2 separate regions of the Mus musculus genome follow, and region 1 is linked to region 2. Evidence: chromatin loops called from intact Hi-C (ENCODE). Cell type or tissue: left cerebral cortex. All regions are shown on one strand.

The links. Hi-C counts contacts between places; a loop is a spot of excess contacts. Peaks named below come from ENCODE experiments on the same cell type or tissue, not always from the same donor. Only the 100,000 strongest peaks of a DNase experiment are listed, where the experiment ranks them.
Region 1: it touches region 2 in a loop (8-fold over the local background); 14 of 42 quality-filtered maps call a loop at or near these places.

What each region holds. Positions count from the first base shown.
Region 1 is chr2:164,408,149-164,410,648 of GRCm38, reverse strand. Rbpjl (recombination signal binding protein for immunoglobulin kappa J region-like) reads right to left here. Exons shown (of 12, transcript NM_009036.1): 6 at 2,107-2,281; 7 at 252-389. Among named protein-coding and RNA genes, the nearest start is that of Matn4, 4.6 kb to the right of the region's middle. In left cerebral cortex, no CTCF peak of the experiment used is centred here; a DNase peak (open chromatin) is centred at 1,150.
Region 2 is chr2:164,102,288-164,104,787 of GRCm38, reverse strand. The region is part of intron 9 of Stk4 (serine/threonine kinase 4); the gene reads right to left. Among named protein-coding and RNA genes, the nearest start is that of Stk4, 29 kb to the right of the region's middle. In left cerebral cortex, a CTCF peak has its summit at 1,080 (motif pointing left); a DNase peak (open chromatin) is centred at 1,085.

The DNA.
Region 1 (2,500 bases), 310 kb before region 2:
CTGGAGAGCTAGTCTGTGATCATCCACAGTAAGGTATGCTCCCTGGGGGCAGCCACTGATTGGCTGGAGGAGAAAGGTCATAGCTAGCCACTGGGATCAGAAGACATCGGGTTCCTGACCGACTCACTAGGGCCAAGGGCAAGCCTTCACCCCCCTCCCCAAGGGACAGTTACACTGCTTCATCTTCCTGTAGGGTTGATTAACTATGCTAACACACGGAGCACCCAGCCCGCACCTGCTCATGAGATTACCCAGGTGGAGGGTGAAGGCAGCCCACTGCCTTGCGCTGGCCACAAAGGCCCCATCTTCCACAGAGAGGTAACGCGTGGACACTGTCTGGGAGCGCAGGCGATTGAAAAGGGAGACCTTTGAGCCGGAGGAGATGCATACTGCGAGGGGAACGTGGAATCAGTACCCAGGCCTCTCAGATGTGGTCTCTCAGATGCCTCAGCTCATCTTCTGACCCATGTAACAGCCTGGCTAATATGCCCACTGGCCTAGACTCAATGGTTATCTGCATTTCATAGCCTTTTGCCTGGGGTCTTGATTTTTGAGCTTGCCAGCTCCCTGGTACAAATGAACATCCTTCAGTGATGTGAGCTGGGTTCATCAAGTCACTCGGGGCTGCTTTGTGGCAGGCACGGCGTCGGGTACTGGGTATTGATGTGTGAACTGGGTCCAGCTTTGCTCTGAAATAGTTCATGGTCTGGAGGGCATAAATACAAAATGCTAACTCCGTGTGGGAAAGGTCTAAGCTAAGGAAGGCTTCTTGGGGGTGGGAAGTGTGAAGCAGGTGGGAGTTGCATAGATGGCTGCTAGAGTCTGAAAGAACAGGGGGACTCTCCTAGAGCCTGGCTTGTCTTCCAGCCGATGGCATGCTCTCAGTCACAGCTTCATTTTTTTTTTTTACTGGACTTACACCAGCTGGGGATCAGGCACTGACCAAGTGCTGTTCATCTCCTCTCCGTGCTGGACAGACTGCTGGCCTTCCATTTATACCTAGCCCAAGCCCTTTCCATTTAATTTACTATACAATAGATTCTTCTGCTCTTCCCTTTTTCTGTATGTGTGTGCAGGCGTGTGGCTGGACACACACAGCTGTGTGTGCGTGGGTGTGGAGGCCAGAGCTAGACTCCCGACACCTTATTCTATTACGCTCTACCTTATTCTCTGAAACAAAGGCTCTCACTGGATTGAGAGCTCTTTGGCTAGAGCTTTCTAGCCAGAGAGTTGGAGGAGGATCCTATTGTCTATTTGCTCAGAGCTGGGATCACTGACATCTGCAGCCACACTCAATTTTTACGGGTATTCAAACCCAGGCTCATGTGTTTGCCTTGCAAGCACTTTACCCACCAAGCCATCTCCCCATCCTTTGCTTTTCTAAATACATATGTCAGCTCAGTTCACTCTCCAGGACAGGATTCGAAGCCAGACTGCCAGACTCTGCACGCATAACCATTACTCTAGGTCCCCCACTTTTCCTGAGCACCAAGGTGCCAGCTAGGACACTGCTTGGAACTGGGATATTCCACAGGACTTTTCAATGACACCAAGGAGCTGGATTCCGGGATCACACTGAGTCGTGGTTACCTCCAGACTGGGGGACACTTTCTGGGCAGACAGTCTCAAGCAAGCCACATGGTATGCTATACTGAAATCAACCAATCAACCCACCCTCTCTCTTTCCTTCTCTCTCCCGATCCATTTTTCTTTCCTTTCCCCACTCACTCCCTCCTAGGCTGACCTAGATAAGAGTTCAGAGTTCTTTTATCTAAGCACTGGAATTACACATGGGAACCACCATCTTTGGCTGATGCAACTTCCTTAAGGTCATTTTTAATTTGCCCCGGATTTGGCACCTGGCTGCAGCTTTTGTCTGTTCTGAGTCCCCCACTGTCATCTTCAAATCTGATATCTATCTCTTACCTGTGTCCTGTCTGAAATCTCTGTGTGCCTTTTCTCTTAGTCTAGGCCAGCCACTCCACCCAGACTCCTCCCTTCTTTCTACCCAGACTCCACCTCTCACCCCCTCCTCCACACTTGCACCCTCCGCCCATTTTTGCAGCTCTGGGTTCGAATTGCACCCTTCCACCTCGCCCCTCTCACGGTCTGTGTTTTTCAGCGACTGCTTCTTCTGCGAGGGCTTGGAGATCACCTTGATGAGGCGACTGTGGAAAGTGCCCAGCTCCTGGCCCCCTCGCAGCACCAGTCGCAGCACCAGCCGGAAGTGCTTCCTCTTATCGGCGTCCGAGATGTACAGGGTCTTGGCACAACCAAATTCCTACGGGGCTCAAGGGGATGCGGCAGGCCTTATCTCAACTTTGCCAGCGGAAGAGCCAACCTTCCGCAGTTATGACATCCTTACCATTAGGACAAGAAACCGTACTAATCTAGGGACTAGGTCAGAACCCACCCTCTGGCCTCCCCAGTTGCCTTTTGGCTTCTGGAGGGGACTTGGGGAGTCTACAGTTTTGCCTCCTCTACAAAAAGAAAAAAAAAA
Region 2 (2,500 bases):
TGTCCTTGAACTCAGAGACCAACCTGCCTCTGCCTCTCTAGTACTGGGATTAAAGGGGTGCACCATCACCACCCAGCAAAATTTCTTGAAGAACACAAAAATGATACTGTATAAGAAACCCTGGAACAGTGTGACATCAGGAGAAGGCCGGCTGCTAGGAATGACTGCAACAGTCGGGCACAAGTCACAAGCTAGGGCCAAATAACCGCAATGCACAAACCAAAAGGGTCGATACCTACAATCCACAGCGGTTCTGCAGATCAGTAAAAGGCTATTCCGATTATCCTTCCTGTATAAAACACGCAAGATTAAAGTGAGGGGCCATGCAGCTCAGTAGTGCACACGGCCAGGCAGGAAGCCCAGGGTTCCCGTCCCTGCACTTCCAAAACCAAAATCGGGATATATCAGGCAATGATGGTTATAAAGTATCTTTAACACTTGTTTGTCTACATATTGTAGCTTTCCCCATATCAGTTCTGTTTGTGAGTTGTTTTGTTTTGAAGTGCTATCCCACTGTTTGGTTGGGACCCCTTAACTGGTGACACTTAAAAAGCTATGTGTGGCACTGTGCTCAGGATCGACAAAACCAATTCCAACTAAAGTCTACTAAACCTGAGACGAAGAGGCTGTGCTGAAGTGCTTCAGCTCTGCCAAGTATCCAACCTCCTCACTAAACGATATGAAGGCCATGCCCCAGTGTTGCTGCGGTAACTCAAGACAGCCTTAAAGGTGAGGGCTAACAGCAGTTAACAGCACCGGTTGCTCTTCTTGAGGACCGAGGTCCAACTCTCAGTACCTACAGCTCACGGTAACTCTGGTTCAAAGAGATTCAATAACCTCTTTTGGTCCCTGCAGGCACGAGCCACGTGTGTGCTTAGACATACATATGGACAAAACACTCAAACACATAAAATAAAATAAAATAAAATAAAATAAAATAAAATAAAATAAAATAAAATAAAATCTTAAGTATAAATAAATAATAGTCTTGATCCAAAATAAATGCTATCATGGAAAGGGTGTCGGTGAATTTGAATGGGAACGCAATTTCAATCCATATCCTATCGCGGAGCTCCCTCTGCTGGCACAGTGGGAGCACAACAAGTTCAATGCTGACAACTCACAAGGGCATTTTATCTTCACCACTAAGACCAGGAGTTCCTTTAGAGAACCCTGAACATAGTCTACAAACAGCAAGAATGACCAATGTGTTTTTACACAAGTAATGACTAGTTAATGTCAATTCCCCTTCAGATTTCAGCTAAGGCTGGACTGTACCTAATATTTTTATATATGCAATAGTCTACACTAGCATGTCTGGGAAAATTCATAAATTTTATCTTTAATTATTTCCTTGGGCCTAGTTCCTAATAAAGGAATTTACCAGGTCACAGGTTTGATCTTTTCTTTGGGGGGTTGTTTTTAATTATGTGTATACAGCAAGGAGTCTCTTCATGTGTGAGAGGAAGTGTCTTCAAAGTCTCAAGAGGGCACTGGATCCTGTGAGCCTGGAGTTACAAGTGGTCATGAGTCACTGGGAACTGAACTCAGGTCCTCTGGAAGAAGGGCAATGTTCTTAACTGTGGGGCCATCTCTCAAGCCCAGATCTGAATTTTTTAAATGCTGATAAAGAATGCACTCCAGAAGTTTTATCAATTTGTTAATCTACCAATGTAACATTACCATTCTTTTCAGTCTCAGAGATAATTAATCTGAATCCCAAAACAAAGGGAATGATTTCCATCTCCAAGGTGAAGAGTAGAGACCCATGAGAACACTGCCCTGCCAATGTCTGCAGACACAGAAGCCCCTCCTCAGGAGTATCTCTACCTTCCTACGTGCTGCCAAGCTTGCTACGTTTCTGTAGGGAGCCCCAGGGACACGTTAAATTCCCTTTTACTATACTTTGGCAACACCCTGGGCCTACACCAATATTAGAACTCATGTCCTTCCCTGCACTTGATGGCACCTGGGACCAAGTCAGAGATACAACTGAGGTCAGTCTGTATGGGCATTTACAAAAAGGGCCGACTGAGAGAAGTCTCTCTGAGAGTGGATGGCACCATCTGACAGACAGCCCAGATACAGAGGGCTCTGAGGCAAAAAGAACAAGTCTTGCATGCCAGCCTGACTCTGCTCCTTGCTGGCACACCCATTCCTGTTGCTGCTACAGCTATTATCACTGCCATCCATCGCTGGCATTAGACTCCAGATTCTTGGTCTTCTATCATGGACTAAAGTCAAGTGACTCTCTGGGAATCTTCCAGGCCCTTAGAGCCAGACTGAGACTGCTGAAGATATCCAGTGTTGTGGATTGAGCAGCTCACAGGTTCTCAGCCTCTCCGAGCTGCAGCCAGCCACTGATGGCCCTTCCAGACCCTATGTTTAGGTTTAAAGCCCCAGGGCTCCTTGATCACCTTTTTTCCCTTCCCTTTAGCTGTGTCCTCTCCCTGGGATGAAACCCAGCCCCTCACACATGCTAGTCAAGTGTTCTGCCAGA